Regions from separate parts of the Mus musculus genome. Here all the other regions are linked to region 2. A link is a loop called in an ENCODE intact Hi-C map of the cell type or tissue named here. Cell type or tissue: heart. All regions are shown on one strand.

The links. A loop is a pair of places that touch in the nucleus more often than their neighbours do. Peaks named below come from ENCODE experiments on the same cell type or tissue, not always from the same donor. Only the 100,000 strongest peaks of a DNase experiment are listed, where the experiment ranks them.
Region 1: it touches region 2 in a loop (2.2-fold over the local background); 6 of 42 quality-filtered maps call a loop at or near these places.
Region 3: it touches region 2 in a loop (15-fold over the local background); 7 of 42 quality-filtered maps call a loop at or near these places.

What each region holds. Positions count from the first base shown.
Region 1 is chr9:22,385,950-22,393,949 of GRCm38, reverse strand. Anln (anillin, actin binding protein) reads left to right here and starts at 4,744. Exons shown (of 24, transcript NM_028390.3): 1 at 4,744-4,980. The coding sequence starts at 4,963. It also overlaps a transcript of 9530077C05Rik not described here. In heart, a CTCF peak has its summit at 4,633; DNase peaks (open chromatin) are centred at 4,659 and 5,199; H3K4me3 peaks cover 3,630 bases; H3K27ac peaks cover 3,790 bases.
Region 2 is chr9:22,066,421-22,074,420 of GRCm38, reverse strand. Zfp653 (zinc finger protein 653) reads left to right here and starts at 3,045. Exons shown (of 9, transcript NM_177318.3): 1 at 3,045-3,372; 2 at 6,230-6,273. The coding sequence starts at 3,080. It overlaps Ecsit (ECSIT signalling integrator), which reads left to right. Exons shown (of 9, transcript NM_001253897.1): 6 at 681-738; 7 at 847-995; 8 at 1,334-1,439; 9 at 1,841-2,175. The coding sequence ends at 2,097. It overlaps Gm16845 (predicted gene, 16845), which reads right to left and starts at 3,419. Exons shown (of 3, transcript NR_040407.1): 1 at 3,257-3,419. In heart, CTCF peaks have their summits at 3,522 and 7,818 (motif pointing left); DNase peaks (open chromatin) are centred at 1,950, 3,000, 3,540 and 7,800; H3K4me3 peaks cover 1,826 bases; H3K27ac peaks cover 1,757 bases.
Region 3 is chr9:22,405,295-22,413,294 of GRCm38, reverse strand. 9530077C05Rik (RIKEN cDNA 9530077C05 gene) reads right to left here and starts at 1,748. Exons shown (of 7, transcript NM_026739.3): 1 at 1,546-1,748. The coding sequence starts at 1,570. In heart, CTCF peaks have their summits at 1,830, 3,517 and 4,777 (motif pointing right); a DNase peak (open chromatin) is centred at 1,824; H3K4me3 peaks cover 891 bases; H3K27ac peaks cover 594 bases.

The DNA of each region.
Region 1 (8,000 bases), 320 kb before region 2:
TCACCAACTGTGGAGTCAGGACCTTAGACTGCTGTGTCTGTACAATTATAAGAAACAAGCTGGGGCTGGAGAGATGGCTCAGCGGTTAAGAACATTGACTGCTCTTCCAAAGGTCCTGAGTTCAAATTTCAGAGCTCAGGCCCAAGAGCTGAGATTGTGTCCATATATGTTAAAAACTGTGCCCTATATAACCAGCCCCAGGGCAGCTAGGAAAATATGCTGACCATGTCTCAAAACAAGCAAAATGACTAACTTTTGCTATTTTGTCACGGCAGAAGATGAGCTAACACAACATGTCAGACTGGAAAGTAGAGAAAGGGACGTGAAGTAGATCTATGGCCACTGATATTTGGATGGGTTAATGAGAGAGGAGATTAATTTTCACATGATAGGAGACCATGAGGTACAATAATTTAAATATTTAAATACAATATTTAAATTGTAAATAAATTGGAAGGAGACTTACTGTTGATACTCAGTTAAAGAGTGTGAGTCCTGAGCCAGGAGCCAGGCTCTGGGTTTGAGTTTACAGTGAGACCCTCTCTCAAAACACCAAAAATAAATAAAACTATAAATTAAGCTTTGTGAAAATAGTCTTATGAAATTAATGTGGGTATGGAAGAGTAATTCCGTATATATGTTACAGGCTGGGCATGGTGGTGTTCTGAGCAGCAAGCTGATGTCTGAGGAAGGGGCCTTCCTGATCTTTTTCTCAGGGTTGGATTGCAGGCAGATTTTTTTCAGTCTGCAAGGAGGTTTGGGAACCAAGATAAACTATTGCTAGAGAAACCATAGCTGGTGAGAACTAGAAACTATGGGAAATCTTTATCCTGCTTTGCCTTTAAAAGAAGCTGAACGACGGGCATGATGGCGCACGCCTTTAATCCCAGCACTTGGGAGGCAGAGGCAGGCGGATTTCTGAGTTCAAGGCCAGCCTGGTCTACAAAGTGAGTTCCAGGACAGCTAGGGCTACACAGAGAAACCCTGTTTCCAAACACACACACAAAGAAGAAGAAGGAGGAGGAGGAGGAGGAGGAAGAGGAGGAAGAGGAAGAAGAAGGAAGAAGGAAGAAGAAGAAGAAGGAAGAAGGAAGAAGAAGGAAGAAGAAGGAAGAAGAAGGAAGACTAAGGAAGAAGAAGGAAGAAGAAGGAAGAAGAAGGAAGAAGAAGGAAGAAGAAGGAAGAAGAAGGAAGAAGGAAGAAGAAGGAAGAAAAGAAGAAGGAAGAAGAAGGAAGACGAAGGAAGAAGAAGGAAGAAGAAGGAAGAAGAAGGAAGAAGAAGGAAGAAGGAAGAAGAAGGAAGAAAAGAAGAAGAAGGAAGAAGAAGGAAGAAGAAGGAAGAAGAAGGAAGAAGAAGGAAGAAGAAGGAAGAAGAAGGAAGAAGAAGGAAGAAAAGAAGAAGAAGGAAGAAAAGAAGAAGAAGAAGAAGAAGAAAGGAAGGAAGGAGAAGAAGAAGAGAAGAAGAAGAAGGAAGAAGCTGAAACTTTGAATAAACTGTGCATTGGCTGTGTACCCCACCCCCCACCCCCGTGTCCTGTTAATGTGGCTCTACCCTTGGGATCCCTACACACGTTGACAGCGGTGCACACCTGTAATCTCAGCCCTTGGGAGGTAGAAGCAAGAAGATCAGGACTTCAAGGTCATCTTCCACTGCATAGGAAGTTTGAGGCTATTCTGGGACATACTGAGGACACGGTGTCTGTAACACATTGATACTCCTCCCTTGCATCTCTATTCCTAGAGGTTGCTCACAGAGCCTCTCCTACATGCCATACAAGCACTCCAGCACCGAGCCACTCGCAAGTGCATTTTAAAATTATTTTAAGACAGAATCTCACTGAATGGCCCAGGTTGCCTTCAAATTTGTGATCCTCTCACTTAATCAACCTGAAGTAGCTGGCATTACAAGTATGCACCACCACACCCATCTGTATACTCGAAAGCAAAATGACCTGTTTTTGAAAGGTCTTACTAGGTAGCCCAAGCTGGCTTGGAACCTACTATGTAGCCAAGGCTAGCCTTGAGCTGAAATCATCCTGACTCAGTCAGGTGCCCCCACACCCCACTTAATTTTTGTTGGTTCTTATTCTTCATTACAATACATGCATAAAAGGAGACGCCCATTAGCCAGATAACCTGACGTGGAGAACCTTTGTCTGATCCTTTTTGCCACTGCTTTCTGGTCAGGTCTTGGCCTTTTCTCTTTCTGTAAAAATATAAATATTTATGTTATTGTATTACTTTGTCAATTGTGAGAATGTATGTGATTTTTGAAAACTTTAACTTGAAATATATATTTTGGAGTGTCCTTGATAAAGTTAATGTTACCACATTTTTGAGGTTAATTTTATCTACAAGAAACATAATTATTTGTTTAAAAGAATAGATCCTCTGAAGATGAAATACTCATTTTTCTAGGGCCCTATCTCACCTTGAGATCCTTGTCTTTAAAAGAATATTTTTATGTATATGGATGTTCTGTCTACATGTATGTCTGTGTATCATGTGTGTACCTAGAATCCACATAGGCTGAAGGGGAAACTGGACAGCTAGGGCTGGAGTTACAGGTGGTTGTGAGCCACCACGTGGGTGCTGGGAATTAAACCTAGTTCCTCTGGAAGAGCAACCAATGCTCTTGATTGCTGAGCCATGTCTCAAGCCCCTTGGTTAGATGATGATAATCTGGGATTGTATGCATTACCACCATATCCAGCAATGATTTTTTAAAAAGATTTATCTATCTATCTATCTATCTATCTATCTATCTATCTATCTATTTATTTATTTATTATATGTAAGTACACTGTAGCTATCTTCAGGCGCACCAGAGAGGGCATCAGATCTCATTATGGGTGGTTGTGAGCCACCATGTGGTTGCTGGGATTTGAACTTTGAACCTTTGGAAGAGTAGTCGGGTGCTCTTACCCACTGAGCCATCTCACCAGCCTGATTTTTTTTTTTTAAATGAGAAAAGTTATTCCAGCTTATAAGCTTAAGAAAGAACTGCTATGGGTCAGAGACTCACACAGAAATGTTAGGAGACAACTGCAGTGGTCTAGGGGTGTGCTCTTGAATCTGTAGCATGGCTTCTGGGATAGACCAGCTTCATACATGGGAGCTATTGTACTGGTGGGTGCTGCTATCCTTATTACCACTATGATCAAGACATTAATGAAAGGTCAACGCTACAGGGCGTGGTAGTAGGAAAAAAAACCTACAAGTTTAGAGTAGCAATACTGCTTTATCCATGCTAGCTAGAATCAAATTGTTTACAATGAAACCAAGGATTACAGAGGCAACAGCCCGAAGGCACAACGGCTACATAAATTTCCAATGACTCATTCCCAAGACTGACCTACACAGCCACACCCCAAGTACCCACACCCCTTTTCCTGTTCAGTGCTTGAAAAAAAATTCAGGCATCCGTTCCCTTTGGTTTATAGGTAGCAAATTCTAACAACCCCACACACCACACACTTAAACAAAGCTCCTTCCATTTTCTATCATTTCACAGCTCCAAGGCACCAAGGAAATTTATTATTCTTGTTATACTGTGGTCCCAAGGATCTGAATTCTTAGAAGTTGCTCTTAAAGAAGTTCTTATTCCATGCCCCAAATTCAGTTTATTACAATCTATACATTTTTAAATTCTTTATTACTTAGAAAAACATCATTAATTTATTTCCTGTGTGTGTGTGTGCAGGTCAGAGGACAATTTGCTGGAACTGGTTCTGGGTCTAGAATTCAGGTCCCAAGACTTGGTAGCAAGCGCCCTCATAGCTAGCATGTGCTCTGTCGCTGGCCCCAAGCTTCCTATTTTTATTTAGCTTTGATTCTGGACTTGACCCTTCAACACTTTCAGTTTTTCTGTTCAATAAGCACAGTTGATCCTGTTATGGACTCATTTAGGACACAGAGACTCAACCATAAACCTTGCTACCATACATCTGTTTTACACAATCTCGTAAGGACTTTAGCTCTCACAGCACCAACCTAGGCACAGAGATTTTGGTGCTTTGTCGACCTTTTGACGTATAAAGGCAAACAGTTCTACTACCAGAGGTTTGGCAACCCATCTTTTTAGACACATTCTTGGAAAGCCTAGCAGAATGTCAAATGGTAAGACACTGTGAGGGTCTCCAAAAGACCCTCCCAGGAAGAGGAAAAGGAAAGTCAGATTAAAAGTTACTCGTGCAATAGTTTGTCCTGCTTTCTGCCTGTTAAACGGGAACTTTTATTAAATATGGACTTTCCGATTGTCCCTTCTCTCAAAGTGTTCTCACTGCTGGCTTTGGGTAGTTGACTGGGATTTAAAACCGAAGGGTCTGTTACTGTCATCTCTTTTCCCCACCAAACAAAGAACTAGTCACTGGCTGAGAGTGTGGGGACCCGCCAGAGTGGTCTCTCAGGAGGTCAAGCTGGCTGTCTAGTCCCACTTCTGGTGGCAGGATCAGGCCCAAAGGCCAGAGGGCCGGACCGGGTTCGTAAGGCCCACGGAGGAAGAAGGCAGGGCGGCGGGAGCTGACAGAGTCAGGAAGGGACCCGCTACGGCGTGCGTGGGTGCGTGCGGGATGGCAGGGCCCTCTCCCTAGGCAGTTCAACGGCAGAACCGTCTCCACCCAAGCGGAGGAGAGAGAGCAGTGCTCGCAGCTCCGGACCAGTCCCAACTTGGCCGCATCACGTGACCTAGCTCAGGGGCGGGGGCAAGCGGCCCGCCCGGCCCCGCCCACCCCGCGCGCATGCGTGTCGTCCGGGGCGCTGAAATTCAAATTTTGAACGGCCGTGGTAGCCTACCGACTCCGTGGGTGCGGAGGGCAGAGCCGACTGGGTGTGAGAGCGCCCGCCGCCTCGACTGCAGTCCTCCTCCAGGAGCTGCGCCGAGCCTGCACTCACTTCTTTCCTCTTCCTGAGTTTGAACCGTCGGACCCACCGTCTAGCCGTCCACTGGTGAGGCCTGGGGCGATGGACCCGTTTACCGAGGTGAGAGACTCTGCGGGCGCTGTGAACCATGACCCCTGCCGACTCCGGGACCCCCGCCCGCGCTGTCAGCCTGCGGCCAGCGTGGCGCGTGCGCACAGCGAGCGTGCAGCCGGACGGAAGCCGCGGGGTCGCAGCCGCCCCGGCTTCGCTGCTCCGTCCCTGGCTCTGGGGAAGGCAGGGCCTCAAAAACCCCATGCAAACCCCGAGCTCTGTAGTCGTTTAGCCTTCCTCCACTCCCCCAAGTGCTGGCTCGGGGTGTGAGCGCCTGGGCGCTCTGGCTTGAGCCTGCCCCCCCGGCTCCCGGGACTTAAAGCACGCTTCCCTCCATCCTTCATCCGTCTTGCTGTGACCCGGGAGAGTGCCGCTCAGGGGCCTAGTGGGACAAGCCCTGCCCTAAAGCTGGAATAGTTGGCAGGGTGGAGTCGGCCCAGTGACTCGTACTGTGTGCTTGGAATCTGATGGAAGTGATAAAGGACTTCACAGGCCCAGAGGAGCTTGAGCGCTTAAGAATCCTGTGATGAAACCACCGAAGTCTAAATGAGCAGGTGCTTTAGCCTGGCGTCCTTCATAAGTCACGGCTCTACTAACTTTAGAAAGAAAGTCTCATGCACAGGGTTGATACTGGTTGAAAGGAAACAGGGCTTATAGTTACCTCAGCGTGTACAAAACAAAATTATAAGTGTATGCTGTAGGGTTGGTACACCTCAGTGTTTATGTAGCGTATCATTTCAACAATGCTTTCCTCATCTCTTCCTTGGAAATAAGGTCTAGATTCCGTTGTTAATCTTATTATTTATGCCTAGTTTTAGCTTCACGTTGCAGCTGTACACCGACATTCAGGATTGCGTGTTGCTGTTGGCCCATTCTTTTATTGCAGGACAGTTCCTCTTTTTCTTTTGCTTCAAGCTGTTCTTTAAATTTCAAGACTTGTGAGTTTTGTAAAGTGGGCATACAGTGTTTCTGTACTACATTGAAAAATGTCGTAGAGGATAGTAATAATTTATTTTGGGTAGTGTAGTTAACAATTCCATAAGCTAAGCCCAAGATACTAGTTAAGGATTTCAACAATTAAAGATTTCAACTTGACAGTTATGCTGCCCCACACACCCTGTGCTCCGTTTGAAGTTCTCAGTTATCTTGAGGAAAACAACATTTTGATAACGTTAGAATTTCTAATAGAGGACTGGAGAGATGGCTCAGCTGCCAAGAGCACTGGCTTCTCTTCCAGAGAACCTAGGTTCAATTCCCAGCACCCATTTGAGTCTCATAAAAGCCTGTAACTCCAGTCTCGGGGAAGCTAATGTCTTCTTCTGGCCTCCAGGGACCCCAGATACATATGTGGTACCCAGACATACTTGTGTATGGTATCCCTATACAGACAAATAAATGAATTTGAAAAAAATTCATTTTAATAATAATAGAAGCAGCCACGACATATTTTGTAGCAGCTATAGCGAATAGGGACAATTATTCACCAAATATTTGTCACTTACATTGAATCTTTAAATTTTTATTTATATGAGCCAGGCTTTGTGGCGCATACCTTTGATCCTAGCGCTCAGCGGGCAGAGGCCTGAGGATCTCTTGAGTTCAAGCCAGCCTGTTATTCCAAATGCAACTAATATATATAATCATTTTCCAAGACAAGGTTTATATGTGTGTGTGTTTGCACATTGACTTATGAGTTTGAATTTTTTATTGAAAGCATTCTTAAAACTTGCATGCAGTAAAGTTACCACAATTCTAGATAGTATTGACTTTAAAAATGATATTTTGTGACTAAAAGAATAAAATTACTTAAAATAGTGCTATATACAGGAACAAAACTCTTTGGAAAGTTGGTTGAAATTTGTCCTTTAACTTAAAAATATCCTTTTGAAAGTAGTTCAAAACTCAGACCAAAAAATCTTCTTGTTTGGGTTCTTTTAGAATGTGTTTGAAAATGTGCATGCCTTAATGTGTAGTTTATATTATAAAAGCTAGGTCAGTTGCAGTTAGAATAACAGCTTTGAAATCTTTTCCTTAATTGGTAATGAGAACACAGAGTGAGTTCCAAGACTAGGTGCTCAGTGATAACATTCAGAACATTTTTGTACTGTGAAATGAGTTTCTAACACAGTTTTGTGTGTGTTTGTTTGCTAAAAGGGACTGAATGTCAGTATAAAATAACTTTCTCAGCAAGGTTCTTACTCAAAACCATGCAACACAGAAAAATTACTTGAGATAATTTTTTAAAGTCCTCTCAGGGTGATTTTTTAGCATGATATAATGCCACCATAAAACAGAAAAGAAATTATCGTGTTCTATCAATGCCAGGACATTAAGACTCTATTCTCTTAATGATTCCTGTTTCAAATGCTACAGTCCCGGTAAGCACTCTGTGCTTAGGCCTCGCCTCCCTGCCACCCTGGTGTCCAGCATGCCCTCCCTCACTTTGCCTGCCTTTTCTGCTTTATAAATGCACACTTAACCACCAGTTTGCAGCGCGCCCTCCAGACCTTCACTGAGAGTCGCTTTCACAGGACTCCCCTCTGTGCACTTTGTGTTAAATGTGCTTCCTTCCAGAATGGGTATGTTCCAAATCAACTGTATGATACAATAAGGAAAGTGTACTTAAAATACTGAGCACATACCTTTACGCAATTTAGACATTATTTCTTCAATTAAAAGAAAAAACCTCATTGGCACTTATTAGCCTGATTTTATTATTTAGACTGTTTAAATGTTTATTTTCTTTTTACACCTGTGGGTTTCCAATCCATTGCAAACAGTAGAGCACTGTGTGCATTTGAATGGCAAAACCACATTTTTCCGTTGTGACCCATTGGAAGCTGTACTGACTCAGTGCTTGACTCTGGAGAATGGAATGTTGGCCGTGCCCATTGATGGATATAATTAGGGCATTTTTTCCACCCAAAGTGATGTATTTTATTGTGAAAGAGATAGCAAACCATTATGAATTTGTATAGCAGTCTGGTCATTTTTGATTGGTTGGAGGAGACTGTTTTAGGGTATGAAGG
Region 2 (8,000 bases):
CTGAAACAAAATTCTGGAGGCTGGGTACTTTATAAAGAAAAGAGCAGCCAGGCACAGTGGCTCCTGTCTTTAATCCTAGCTCTTGGGAAGCAGAGATGCCTGGATCTTTCTGAGTTAAAGGTCAGCCTGGGCTACATAGTGCTTCAAACAAAACAAAAAACCACTGACGGGCCAGGTGTGGCCCGTACATAGGGAGCTCTATGTCAGCCAGAGCTACACAGGAGTCTCTGCCTTATTCCCTGTTGGGATGGAGCTGGGGGTATGGCTCAGTGGTAGGACACCTGCTTTCCTTGTTCAAGGCTTGTGGTTCCATTCCTAGTGAGTGACAAAAGAGAGAAACTTGGCTTTATGCTGTATGCTAGGCAAGCACTCCCCAGCCGAGTCAAGCTCTTGATACCATCTGAAGAACTGTTACTTTCTGTCACTGCCATTTTTGCGCATGGATAAACTGAGCTATGTAGGTACAGTGACTTGGATTAGCTCACTGCAGGCTGAACTTAGGCTGATGGCTTCTGGGTAAACTCTCAGTGTTGGCACTCTGGTCAAGCTGGCTACAAAGAAGCAGAGAAAGGCTACTTGTAAAGACGTGGTGCAGTCGCCCAGGAAGCACCCCTTCCCTCCCTTTGCTCTTAGGCTCCCCTGTAGAGGTTGGGGAGTCACCGCCCTGCTCTTCTTTGCAGATGTCTTTGCCCAGTGACTCGACAGGCATGGAAGATCCCACACAGCCTCACATTGTAGGTAAGGCCCCAGCCTATCCCAGTTTCTGCTGGATCCCTCTGGGCCCACTAAATGAGCTCCTGGGCCTTTTGCTGCTAAGGCACCAACAGGTTCTCATCTCTACACCAGGAATCCAGAGTCCAGATCAGCAAGCTGCCCTGGCCCGCCACAACCCATCCAGGCCTGTTTTTGTTGAGGGCCCCTTCCCTCTCTGGCTTCGTAATAAGTGTGTCTACTATCACATCCTAAGAGCTGACCTGCCACCTCCTGAGGAAGAGGTGAGTTACTGGCCAAAGCATTTGCTGCCAAGCCAGACCACCTGAGTTTGACCCCCAGGGCCCATGTAGAAGGAGAGATCTCACTCCTACAAGTTGTCCTCTGAATTACACAGGGGTATGCATAAATGTTTACCCAAAAAAAAAAAAAAAAAAAAAAAAGGCAAGGCAGGCCGAGCTCTCTGAGTTTAAGGCCAGCTTGGTCTACACAGCAACTTCCAGATTAGCCAGAACTACAGATTCTGTGTTGGGGGTGGGGCTGGCACTGTCCTGAAGGCTCAGCTGAGGGACAGGTTTTGTGTTCTGGCCTCTAATCCTGCCTGCTCTCTTGCCTGAGGTAGAAAGTAGAGGAGATCCCAGAAGAATGGGAGCTGTACTACCCACAGAAGCTGGACCTGGAATATTCAAGGAGTGGTTGGGACGACTATGAGTTTGACGTGGATGAAGGTAAAAGCAGGTCTCAACACAGCACATCTGTGTGGTGGCCATTTGTCCACGCTCCACAGGATGAGGGGTCATATGCCCCCCAGGGTACCTCTCCTTGGCTACTCCCTCTCCCCTTTGTACTATCTTTTAAGGAGCATTCTATACTGACTAGTGATGTGACCAGAATACGCGCAAGCCTCAGGTCAGCAGGGAACAGTCAAGTTATATGTGGGGAGTTGGGAGGAGGCACATGGTAGCCTCCAAGTTAGGGCTCAAACTTAGTCTCTTGATAGTATCTGAGCAGCGGGTGGCATGGCCAAGGGAAATGTAGAACATTTATGTGGCACAGGGAGCTGGCTGTGAACTCATGGAGGTGCTCAGAGTACGTCACAGTGGTGAGACACAAACTCTTCTCCTAACAGTGACAGAAGGCCCTGTCTTCGCCATGTGCATGGCTGGTGCCCATGATCAGGCAACATTGATCAAGTGGATCCAAGGCTTGCAGGAGACCAACCCAACCCTGGCACAGATCCCAGTGGTATTCCGCCTGGCCAGGTCCACGGGGGAGCTCCTGACAACTTCAAGGCTGGAGGGACAGTCCCCTCCCCACAGTCCTCCCAAGGGGCCTGAGGAAGATGATGAGACCATTCAGGCAGAGCAGCAGCAGGGGCAAAGTTGAGTCAGATAGAGCTGGCATGAGGAGAAAAGACTGGGCTGGTATGAAATAATATGGAGAAAATAAAAAAATCAAAACCTCTTCCCTGGCCCTGTGGCTTCCCTTCGTATGTTCTGCATGGGCTCTTTTGGGTTTACCACCTTGGGACCCTTTTTTAAACTTGTCTTTTCAAAAATTCCATTTATAGATGGGCGTGGTGGCACACGCCTTTAATCCCAGCACTCGGGAGGCAGGCAGACAGATTTCTGAGTTCGAGGCCAGCCTGGTCTACAGAGTGAGTTCCAGGACAGCCAGGGCTACACAGAGAAACCTTGTCTCGAAAAACCAAAAAAAAAAAAAAAAATCCATTTATATATTTATGGTATGGGAGGGATGTGTGGAGGTCAGAAGACCATTTGCTGGAGTCTGTTCCGATATATGACCCTGTGAATCTCGGAAATGTAACTCAGATTGTCAAGTATGCCAGCCATCACCTTACCTGCAGAGCCGACTTGTTGGCCTTTAAAAACATCTTTTAAATGTATTTACCTTTATTTTATGTGCATTGGTGTTCTGCATGTATATATGTTTATGTGAGAATGGTAGATCTTGGAATTACAGACAGTTCTAGCTGCCATGTAGGTGCTGAATTTGAGCGCAGGTCCTCTGGAAAAGCAGTGAGTGCCCTTAACCAGTGAGCCATTTCTCCAGCCCTTTTGAAAAAATCTTTAATCACATTGCCGAAGAATTCAATAGAGAGGCAAGGATTACCTGAGTTTCAGTACCCAGTGCCTCTACCTCCCAAATAACTGACTTGTCAACAGAACGCACTTCCATGGCCTGGGCCGGACGGACTACGCGCATGCGCAGCTATGGCTAGTTGTCCCCGTTTGGCGCCGCGGGCAGAGAAGACCCTGTGAGAAATCTCCCGGCGGCGCAGACTAGGCGCGCCACTTCCGGTCGAGGCTCCTAACAACGGGGGAGGCCGGTAACCAGGGAGGGGGGGATGGCGGAGCGGGCTCCAGAGCCCGGGGCGGAGGCGGAGGCGGGCGCAGGCGGGGAGGCGGCGGCAGAGGAAGGCGCGGCAGGCAGAAAGGCGCGGGGCCGGCCGCGGCTCACCGAGTCGGACCGGGCCCGGAGGCGGCTCGAGTCCCGGAAGAAGTACGACGTGCGGCGCGTGTACCTGGGCGAGGCGCACGGCCCCTGGGTGGACCTGAGACGCCGCAGCGGCTGGAGCGACGCCAAACTTGCCGCCTACCTCATTTCGCTGGAGCGTGGCCAGCGTAGCGGTCGCCACGGGTAAGGGGGCGCGGGGCCGGGAGAGGGAGGGAGGGAGAGAAGAAGCCGGGGGAGGGACGAAAAGGGCAGCGGCCCCGCCCCCGGAGCGTGAAGCCCCACCCCCGGGCCGCCTGGCGGCCCTCGGTCTCGGGCTTAGGCAACCCAGACCCCTCACGCGCCTCCTCGCGGCTCCGCCTCCGACCCATTGACTACCCAATGCAAGCCTGTGCCCCACCCCTCTGCCCGCCTTCGGAAGCTCCGACTGGCCCGTCTGAAGAGTCGACCCGCCTCCACTGGCCTGGCCTGGGGCTGGCTCTCAGGTGTAAACCTCCAAAGGTGCTGGGCACTCTGATTTTCTGCGTATGAGTGCCTTGCCTTCGTGGATATATGTGTACCACGTGCATGAACTACCTGCAGAGGTCAGAAAAGGGTGTCGGATCCCCAGAAACCACCATTGTGAACCACCATGTAGGTTGTGGGAACCAAACCCGGATCCTCAACAAGAAAGCAGCCTTAACCCAGCCACCTGTTTCAACAACCTTGTCAGGGTTACTTGTGTGCATCCTGAGTGCTGGGACTAAAGGCATGTGCCAGGCTTGGTGTGAGGGCACTTTTATTCTTGTGTATGTGTGCGTGTGTGGTGTATGTAGGCCCACATAAGGAGGTGGGAAGACAGCTTTGCAGAGCTAGTCCTCTTCTACCACGTGCCCTCTAGGGATCAGACTAAGACCATGAATGGTTCACCACGCTGTAGTTGTCAGACCTATTGGTAAACTGTCATGTGCAGCTTGCCACACTGAGAAGCAGGCTCTGAAAGTGTAGATGGCCTCTCCTGTTTGAGACTCAAGCATGTCTCTCTCAGTGTCCTCCAGGAAGAGACAAGGACAGCAGAAGTGCCCAAGAGTAAAAACCCCATGCCCTTAAGAACAGCTAGAAGGTGGAGCATTTCCAATAGAGGTTACTCCTGCTGTCTCACAGTGCAGGTGTCCACAGTGGGAAGACAAGCTGGATGCTAAGCCATGGAGGGAAAGCTCACCCTGGGACTCCAGCTGTTGCCCCAGCTTCCCCAGCCAGTAGCTGCATGGTGTGAACACTGGATTGGATATTATCTGTCTGGTTTGCACAGACAGTTCCAGCCAGCCAGGGCTGCATAACGATACTCTATCTCAAATAAAATACAAAATGAAAATAGAGAGCATAGAAAGGGTTTGGCCCATAGTAAGGGTTCAGGTGTAGCGTGTTCTGCTCTTGTCTGCACTCATCTGTATGAATGATTCTTTAAGAGTTGATTCTAGGCCCTGAAGAGGTTGGATCAGTAGTTAAGAGCATTTGTTGCTCTTTCAGAGGGCCTGGGTTTGGTTCCAGTCACCAGCATTGTGGTTCACAACCATCTGTAACTCCAGTTCCAAGGGATTCCATGCCCTCTTCTGACCTCCAAGGGCATCAGGCAGGTGCAGAGACATGAATGCAAGTAAAAACTTATGCACATGAAATAGTAAAATCATTTTTAAGAAGTTATCCAGGCATAGTGGCACATGCCTGTAATTCCAGCATTTTGGAGGCAGATGCAACTAGAGCTTTTTGAGTTTGAGCCCAGCTGGGTCTATATGTTGAGTTCCAGGATAGCCAGGGCTACACAGAGAGACAGAGGTCTCAAAACAAAAACAAAAAACAAAAATACATTGATTCTTAGGGGCAATAACCAGCTAGGAGCAAGGGGTATAACTCAGTGGTGGAGTGTCTCATGTGTGAGAAGCTCTGGGCGCACGCTCTCACACACACACACACACACACACACACACACAACCCTACTAGTTGGGCATATGGCTCCATCAGTAGCTTGCCCATCCTTCATGAAGCTCTAGATTCTTTGCATATTTGTAATCCCAGCACTTCAGAGGAAAGTGTTTGACACATGGTAGTGGAAGGACGCTCCTCCCTCAGGTTATCCTCTGCCCTCCATACACAAGCACTATGGCACATTCCTTACCCTGTAAATAAATGAGTTAACACGTTCTTTTTAAACCAGGAAACCTGGACACAGAAGCATGAGTGGTAAGGGTAGGCCCTGGGCAGCCAGGGAGGAGGAACCTGCAGTTGTCCTCCTGCTCTCCTGCCTGAGTGCTGGGCTTACAGGCGGGAGCTACCACATAGGTTTGTGTGGTTCAGGAAAAGGAAACCTGGGCATTGTGCACTCTAAGTATGTGCTCCAATATTTTGCCTTTTTAAATTTTTTTTTTTTTTTAAAGATTTATTTATTTATTTATTTATTATATGTAAGTACACTGTAGCTGTCTTCAGACACACCAGAAGAGGGCGTCAGATCTCATTACAGATGGTTGTGAGCCACCATGTGGTTGCTGGGATTTGAACTTCGGACCTTCGGAAGAGCAGTCGGGTGCTCTTACCCACTGAGCCATCTCTCCAGCCCCTACTTTGCCTTTTTGAAACAAGGCTTTCCTATATAACCTAAGCTGTCCTTTTCTTGATATAGTCCAGACTAGTCTCAATTCAAGATCCCCACACCTCTGCCTTCTGAGTGCTGGGGAGACAGGCGTGCACCACCTCTCCTGCATCTGTAACGTTTCTAATGATTGACACAAAGGCTGACTACATCCGGGGTATGTGTCCCCCAGGGTAGGCATGGTCCCCTCTCAGCATTCCTTCCACTGTCCCACATCCCATCTACCAGGGACCTCTGAGTGCCAGTGTTCTCTGAGCTAAGGAATGGTGAGACCTCCATTCAGAGCTGGAAAGGGAGCAGGACGACAGACCTTCAGGTGGCACCCAGAGCACATAAACTGCTGTTGTTTTCTATCAGGCCAGGACTTGGCTGCCTGGGCCCCTTGTTCACCCTCACCACCTCTCTGTGTTACAGGAAGCCTTGGGAGCAAGTCCCCAAAAAGCCAAAGCGGAAGAAAAGTAAGTGGAGCCCAGCATGGGGAGGGGTGGGAGCATGCAGAACAGAGCATGCTGGAAGTGGCCAGTAGCCATTCTCGTCCCTTTGCTACACTGTCAGAAGGGAGACTGGGAAGCCAGTCTGGTAGCTGCTCGAGGCAGTATGCTGTGAATCTAAAATAGCCCCACTAAGTATGACCTCAGTGCCTTGCCAAATCCTTGGGTTTTGGGTCTACATCATGCCCATCATGGTGGTTCAAGAGAGAACCACCTGGTGGCAGTGAGCCCTGCTCTGCCTCTTTTTTGATGCATTAGCCTCAAACTCATCCTATGGCAGAGGCTGCCTGTATCCCACGATACTTGGCTGACAGGTGTGTACCACCTGCATCTCACGTGGTGCTAGCGATGGAACCCAGGGCTTTGTGCATAGTAAGTAGGAGCTCTCCAGCTCCCCATCTTAAAAATTGTTTTTACATGCATTTATCCTTTTTTGTGTGTGTACATCACAGGTGTGGGAATCAGAGAACAACTTGCGGGGGTTGGTCTTTGCTTTCTACCACGTGGGTTCTGAGTACCTAAGCTGGGTGGGCCAGGCTTGAGAGCAAGCACCCTTACTCACTCACTCAGCCGTCTTGACTGCCTGCTTGTTTTTTCTGGCTGGTTTTGCTGTGTAACCAAGGCTGGCCTCAAAACTTAAAATGGCCCTGTGTCAGGGTCACAGGCATGCCTAAACATTCCCCTTCCCAGTGTCGGCACACAAGTGAGCTGTAGGTTTCCCTCTGTAGCCCCAGGGGGCTAGGGAGTGCCGAGCTGGCAGTGGAGCATCTGTGGAGGTCCATGTCGCTGACATGAGTCTCACTAGAGTGGAGACCCTGGGCTCACTCCCGCAGCCCAGGTGCTTCTTTTGGCTCTCTCTCCCTTCCAGTCCTACAGGTGGAGGACAGTCCCAACATCATCTTACTATCATAGGCTTCAGCCTTCCTCAGGGCCTTCCTGGCTTCTTTGCTCCCTCCTGCTCCCTGGCAGATGCAGAATTTGGGTTTGCCCCTGGCCAGGAGTTGCCTAGCCAGATTGTGGCAAAGCCAGGATCTAAATGCAGGCATCTGGTTCTGCCATGCCCACCCTCCAGTTCCTTACCCTGTCTGGAAGCTCTTGCCCCAAGGAAGCAAAGCTGATCTATGTTTCTGCCCCTGTGGGGCAGATACTCTACTGGAGAAGACAGACAAGAGGCATCTAAGTGGGTGCCACAGGCAGCCTCTTTGTGCTGTTATAAACAAACCAGAGTTGACTAGCCGGACACTGGTAAGGGTGCCTGCTGAGAAGAGTGTCCATGGGGGAGGTTTCTAAATGAAGGCACTGACAAGGAACCTGTGCAAAGGCCGGGGCAGGGTCATATCTAGCATGTTTGAATGATAGCTAGGAGGCCGTGTGGCTAGAAGGAGGTAGAAGGGAGGGCATGGGACCTGGCGGTGCCATATGGCCTTGCTAGCCACCATGGCACTTGCTCCTTTCTCTCCATCCCCCTTGAAAAGCTGAGAAAGGATATGCCCTGCTCTCCTGGCACCCCCTGGTGGCTGTAGATGGCAGTGGGAAGGCACCAGGAAGACCTTCCAGGATTGTGTGGGATGAAGATTTTGGTTTGGTTTGGGGTTGTTTTTTCTTTGTTTCTTGTTTTTTGAGACAGGGTTTCTCTGTGTAGTCTAGGCTGTCCTGGAACTAGCTCTATAGACCAGGCTGGCCTCAAACTCACA
Region 3 (8,000 bases), 340 kb before region 2:
TCAGTTTGGGGGAAAATAATTTTAATTGGTGTAGTTTCTAAACCCAGTGACTCACGTGGCAACAGAATCTATTGTCTTGCAGGCAATGATTTTAACTGGATGATAGGGAGAGTATTTTGCCACCCACAGGGCATTTTTGGTTGTCACAATTCTCTGTGTGTTAAAACAGTCGCTCACAATAAAGAATTAACTCCTTCAATATTAAACTGCTGTGGCTGAGAGGCCTTGTTCTATATCATAAAACGGACCGGAAGTTTTCATTACCTTTGTTAGTGTACATAAGAATGCATTTCTTTCTGGCATCTCCTGTTCGATCCTGGTCTCTAGTAAGCAAGTATCCCATCAGCCCGACTACGCAGCTGCATGCACACGGACCACTGAGTCATCCTCATATTTGCCACTCTTCTGCCAGGCTTGATGTTTTAAAGCAACGTTTTGACATTGTATTGTTTTGGGAGTTTTGTTTGTTTGTTTTTAGAGACAGGGTATCAGTGGCTGGTCTGGAACTTCTGTAGACCAGGCTGACTAAGCTCACCTGCGTCTGCCTCTGATAATGTGTTTTAAGGTGAAAGAGTTATATCTACATCAAATCACAATTTTAAAAAGCCTAATGCCAATTTAAGTGGCCTCTAAGATCTTGGCTTTTATAACTGCATGTCTCCTGTCAACATAACAGTGGAATAGTCTGTAGGTTATCGCAATCGCACAACAGTAGGTTCTGTGTTTTATAACACTGAACAGCAAACAGTGTAAAAAAATTAAGATGAGAAAGTAGTTTCACTTAAAAATAATTTAGTTTTTCAGTTTAAAAAGTTCTGCAATAACATATAATGAAAGGAGTTTCAAAGTACCATAATGAAACCTCTTACTTTGTATGCTAACTTAAAGAATGGTTTTAGCTATTGATGTCCATATCTTAGCACTGGGGAGACTGAGGCAGGAGGGTCAGGGGTTCAAAACAACTAATTTGGAAAATTGGTCTACTGGGTACTGCAATAGCCTGAAGCTAAAAGTTCTAGGCTTATTTTTGACTCTACTGTGGGAATTAGCTATTTCCCTTTATTCCGTTGTTTTGGTATCTGTCCTGCAGAAATGTTTTCATGCAGAATCAAATGCTAGGAAAATGACTCTGGAACTGTTTAATATTATTAAAGATTTAAATAGGGCTAATATGCATATCTATTCAAAAATGAAAGACAAACTTTCCAACCTTGGATCTAAACACCTGCTCTTATTAATAACATCAATTCAAAATGTTTGCTAATAAATGCAAACAAAAATACACAACATACACTGAAATGTAGAGATGTGTTTTCACAGCTGATTTTTTTTTTTTCTGAACATTCTAGAAAATATAACACCTTACTACACACCTAAAATGCTCTGGAATCGTATTGGACTCTACACTCTCTAGATTGCACAGCTCTTGCCCCTCACCTCTGCTGGGCTAGGGCTGTGCGACTGCACCTGGTCTTCCGAGTCCCAGACCCAACGGTCTCCACCCGCTGCAGCCGCGCCACTTGGGCCAGCAGTGCCTACACTCACCCGTTACGCGAATAGACTCCAGCATCGTCCCGCCAAGGCCAAGGCCAAGGCCGGCGGGCCGCACCGACGAAAACTCCCGTAAGGCAGCTCGAGACCAGATGGGGCAGGACTGGCAGCGCAAGGTGGAGGACCACGTCTTACCCAGAGGCTGGAAAGCGCTCTGGCGGTTCCACCTAGTCTCAGAGCTAAGAACCCGCCACGGTGACGTCGCTGCAACCCCGTTGCTAGGAGACGATCCTGCCTTCTTCCCGCACTCCACGCCACCAAACATGCTCGCCGCTGGAGGCGCTCCTGCGACTGACACCCTGCTCGTAGGGAGAGAAGGGAAGCGAACTACAACTCCCAGCGTGCACAACGCGGACCCGTGCAAGGAGCTGGTCCGCAGAGGCTGGGGTGTTTGTGTGGGGAGGTCGGGATCTGTATGAGGCTCAAAGGGCTTCATTTCATGATGGTAGAGGGAAATAGAAATGGTGTAATAATTCTGAGTTTTAGTTGACCAGAGCAAATTCAGACCCCTGACCTTCCAGCTAATTTACATGGTATGAAATAAATAGGGCGATTTTAGAAGAAAAAAATGGCCAGGTATGGTGGCACACTCCTGTTATCCAAACACTTGAGATGTGCAGCAAAGATGATCAGGGGTTCAAGACCATCATTGCTATATAGTGAATTTTGAGACCATCTTGACTATACAAGAATGTCTAAAAAAAAAAAAAGAATAAAATAAATAAATGCAATATTTAATTTAAAAAGGAGATCTGGAGAAATGGCTCAGCAGTTAAGAACACTGACTACTTTACAGAGGACTTGGGTTTGTTTCCTCATGGCAGCTCACAACTACATGTAACTCCACTTCGAGAGCACCCCATCCCTCTGGCTCTCCCCAGGCCCATACTCGCAAACACTCATGAAATACACACAATTTTTTTTAAACTGAATTGAAAAAGGAAACAGACTGTGGGTGTAGCTCAGATGGTGAAGGGCTCTCTTTAGCATTCAGAGACCCCTGAATTTAATCCCCAGTACTATACAAACCTGGCCTGGTGGTACACATCTCTAATTCCAGCATTCAGGAGGTAGAAGCAGGAGGATCAAGATGTTCCAATTCCTCTATAAGCTTGAAGCCACCCTATATTATATCTATATTATATTATGTATATATCTGAGGTTGCATAAAGGGGTTTTGAGAGGGAGAAGTTGATAGTGAATAATTAAATCATAAATTTACTTTAAATCTATTATTTGTATATATAGAATTTTACCATTTTAGAATATGAAAGCTAATTTCACACTGAGATGGATGTGCTTGTTTATTTTTACATAAATAATCTCAGCTGAATATTTAATAATGCAGGGCACAGAGTATCTTCAACACAGTTCTGTGCGTGTGTGTGTGTGTGTGTGTGTGTGTGTGTGTGTAAGCACTTGTATGCCTTGATTTATGTGTGGAGGTCAGAGGACAACTTGCAGGAGTCAGTTCTCTCCTTCCACCAAATGGGTTCTGGGAATGGAACTCAGGTCGTCAGCTTGGTGGTAGGTGCCTTTACTGCTGAGCCATCTCACCAGCCTGCATCTTCCACATTTTTCAGAGGTGATTTTTCTCTTTCACTTTTATAGTTGTCAATGCTGAGAGTACCATTTTACATAAGCTCACAGGATAAACTCACAGAAGTATGCTTAGTGATTTTCAGAATGTTGGAAATTCTGTCCTAATCCCAAGACAAGGTTCATTTCAATCAAGAAAGAAAACTGGAATCAGCACATCCTTTGGCAGGGACACAAGCTTCATGTAGGCTGACCTAGTACTCACTACACAGCTGAGGAGAACTTTGAACTCCTGACCCTCCTCTCTCCTCAGCCACTTAAGTGCTGGGATTACAGGAGTATACAACCTCACACAGCTTTTAAAAAATTGTTCTTAAAGATTATTTTAAAAATTTAATGTGGTCTTTAAAAAATTATTTGTGGGTAGAGTGTTTCCTTTCATGTGTTCCATGTGTGTGCCTAGTGCCCATAGAGGCCAGAAGAGGGCGTCAGAGTCCTCAAAACTGGGATTATGGATAGCTGTGAGGCACTGCGTGGGCGCTGCAAAATGAACCCAGGTCCTCTGCAAGAGCAGCAAGTGCCTTTAACTACTGAGCCAGCCCTCAGCCCTTCAAATGCCAACGTTTAAAGCAAAACATTCTAAACCAGTACACTCATAAGATATATTAGGTACTTACGTGCCGGGGAGTGGCGGTGGAAAAATACTAAAAGCCTTTGTCTCCATAATTAATCCATCACGTTATGTTTCCATAAGAGCAGAAAACCTTATATAAGCACTGCCACTCTTAACATCAAATCGTGTAGAATTCAAGCTCAGGTGTTTCAGGTAGCATTCACTTTCACTAGTGTTGATGGGTGACACCATATACAATAGAAAATACATATTTTGTGTTCAGAGCCAAAGCTGCAGTGACATCACTTGCTGCAGTGCCGGTGAGTACTGCCCAAAATGCTCCAGAGGGATTCAATACATTTGATTCGGAATCAGTGTTTTGGCCTGAAATGTTTTACTGTTGACAGAAATTTTCCCAACCCCCACATTCAGTTACATGACCCCATCTGGCGTCTCAACCCTCAGTTTCTGAAGCTGAGTCCTGGATGATCCTGTAGTCTCACCATGACTCAAATCTGTTTTCAAAACCCAGTGGCCAGAGGGATCTTGCTGCCACGGGATCATGCCACCCTGCTCATGAGCTACCCGGGAGGTTCTTTATGACTTAGCTCTGCTCAGCTCTTTGATGTCATCTCCTACTATGCTCTCACTGTTCTAGAGATGCACTACGTACTGTTTTACCACACGTCCTTTGTTATCTGTAAGTCTTCCTGCTTGGAATACTCTTCTTCCTGATTGTCTACAGAACACCTTCCTCACTTCCAAATGTCACTCTTCTGAAAACTACACTACTTAAAGTTCCTTTTCGTATTCCATATGCCCTTTCTCAGCTTTATTTTCCCTTAGCATTTTTTCAGCGTTTTTTGACCTATGGTTTACTGGATTTCATCCCTATTTTGTGTACCCATTCATAGGACAAGCAATGTTTTGTTTTGTTTTGTTTTGTTTCCTTTAAGGCTATAGAGATTAAACCTAAAGCCTCGACAGATAAGAACGGTATCTGGGGCTGGAGAGATGGCTCAGCAGTTAAAAGCACTGACTGCTCTTCCAGGGATCCTGAGTTCAACTCCCAGCGACCACATGGTGGCTCCCTAGCCTAAAAAAAAGATGCCCATGAACATACAAGAAGCCTACAGAACTCCAAATAGACTGGACCAGAAAAGAAATTCTTTCTGTCACATAATAAAACACCAAATGCACTAAACAAAGAAAGAATATTAAAAAGCAGTAAAGGGAAAAGGTCAAGTAACATATAAAGGGAAACCTATCAGAATTAAACGAGACTTCTTACCAGAGACTATGAAAGCTAGAAGATCCTGGGCAGATGTCATACAGACTTGTAAGAGAACACAAATGCCAGCCCCAGGCTACTATACCCGGCAAAACTCTCAATTACCATAGACAGAGAAAACAAGACATTCCATGAAAAACTCAAATTTACATAATATATTTCCATAAATCCAGCCCTACAAAGTATAATAGATGGAAAACACTAACACAAGGAGGGAAACTACACCCTAGGAAAAAGCAAAGAAAAAAAAAGCAAGAAAAGTAATCTTTCAACAAACCTAAAAGAAGGGGCTGGTGAGATGGCTCAGTGGGTAAGAGCACCCGACTGCTCTTCCGAAGGTCCAGAGTTCAAATCCCAGCAACCACATGGTGGCTCATAACCATCCGTAACAAGATCTGGCGCCCTCTTCTGGAGTGTCTGAAGACAGCTACAGTGTACTTACATATAATAATAAATAAATCTTAAAAAAAAAATTGAAAAAAAAAACAAACTAAAAGAAGATAGCCACACAAACATAATTCCACCTCTAACAACAAAAATAACAGGAAGTAACAATCACTTTTCCTTAATATCTTAACATCAATGGACTCAATTCAACATAAACTAACAGACTGGATACATAAACAGGACCCAGCATTTTGCTGCATACTGGAAATGCACCTCAGTGACAAAGACAGACACCACCTCAGATCAGAATAAAGGGTTGGAAAACAATTTTCCAAGCAAATGGTCCCAAGGAACAAGCTGGAGTAGCCATTCTAATATCGAATAAAATCAACTTTCAGGGGCTGGAGACATGGCTCAGTGGTTAAGAGCATCGACTGCTCTTACAAAGATCCTGAGTTCAAATCCCATCAACCACATGGTGGCTCACAACCATCCGTAATGAGATCTGATGCCCTCTTCTGGTGTGTCTGAAGACAGCTACAGTGTACTTAGATATAATAATAAATAAATCTTTTTTAAAAATCAACTTTCAACCAAAAGTTATCAAAAAGCATAAAGAAGGACACTTCATACTCATCAAAGGAAAAATCTACCAAGAAGAACTCGCAATTCTGAACATTTATGCTCCAAATGCAAGGGCACCCACATTCATAAAAGAAACTTTACTAAAGCTCAAAGCACACATTGCACCTCACACAATAAAAAATGGGAGACCAGGGACTGGAGAGATGGCTCAGCGGTTAAGAGCACTGTCTGCTCTTCCAAAGGCCCTGAGTTCAAATCCCACAACCACATGGTGACTTACAACCATCCGTAATGAGATCTGATGCCCTCTTCTGGGGGTGTCTGAAGACACCTACAGTGTATTTACATATAATAAATAAATCTTTAAAAAAAATGTGAGACTTCAACTTCCACTCTCAAAATGGACAAATTATGGAAACAGAAAATAAACAGAGACACAGTGAAACTAACAGAAGTTATGAAACAAATGGATCTAACAGATATTTATAGAACATTTCAACCTAAAACAAAAGAATGTACCTTCTTCTCAGCACCTCACGGTACCTTCTCCAAAACTGACCATATAATTGGTCACAGAACAGGCCTCAACAGACACAAGAAGACTGATATAATCCCATGCATCCCATCAGATCAGCACGGACTAAGGCTGATCTTAAATACCAACAAAAACAACGGAAAACACACATACACATGGAAGCTGAACAATGCTCTACTCAATGATAACTTGGTCAAGGAAGAAATAAAGAAATAAATTAAAGGCTTTTTAGAATTTAATGAAAATGAAGACACAATATACTAAAACTTATGGGACACAATGAAAACAGTGGTAAGAGGAAAACTCATAACTCTAAGTGCCTCCAGAAAGAAACTGGAGAGAGCACACACTAGCAGCTTGACAGCACACCTGAAAGCTCTAGAACAAAAGGAAGCAAATTCACCCAAGAGGAGTAGACGGCAGGAAATAATCAAACTCAGGGCTGAAATCAACGAGGTGGAAACAAAAAGAACTATACAAAGAATCAACAAAACCAGGAGCTTGTTCTTTGAGAAAATCAACAAGATAGATAAACCCTTAGCCAGACTAACTAGAGGCCACAGAGACAATATCCAAATTAACAAAATCAGAAATGAAAAGGGGGACATAACAATGAAATGTATCTTAAAATAATTATTCTATTTGTTGAATATTAACAGTTGAAAATATTAAAATCATGTTCTACAAATAAACAAACAAGACAAAACAAAAGTACTGACTGTTCTTCCAGAGGTCCTGAGTTCAACCCCCAGCAACCACATGGTGGCTCACAACCATCTGTAATAGGATCTGATGCCCTTTTCTGGTGTGTCTGAAGACAGCTACATTGTACTCATATAAATAAAAATAAATAATATTTTAAAAAAAAAAAGGAACAGTACCTGGAGAGTGGGGAGCTGAAGAGATGGCTCAGCAGTTAAGAGCACGTATTGCTCTTCTAAAGGGCTTGGGCACAGTTCCTAGCACCCACGTGCAGCTCACAACCATCTGTAACTCTAGGGTGGGGAGCACTAGAAAATGTGTGGATTTTCAATGTTAACTCAAAGAAACAGACTGGAAATGAGTCTTCAGATGCGTCATGTTTCAGTTCATGCATTTGCTAAAGCAGTTTAGTTACAATTACTCTGGCAACACATATTCTGAAACTTGTTTTTCCAGTTTTCTGTGAGTACTCTACTCCTCATGTCTAGTGTGTAGTTACTTTAGCTTAAGGACTTTTTCTCAAAAAGGAAAACTTGTGGATAGTCAGGCAGTCCTAGTATACCTATGGTCCAGCCTGTTGCCCTTTTACATTATATTCAACAATTATTCTTTGAAAAAAGAAAACAAAGAATGTCCTAATGGAGATTTCTCTGAACACCGTCCAAGAATTGAGTCGTGAGAATTCTGAGTGCTTGTGAGAGAACTCCAAGAAAACAAGAAGACAGTCTTGTGATCTCAGTTTCTTCAGAACTCAGAATTCTTCTTAGAATGTGGAGAGGATAGGAGTGCATTTATTT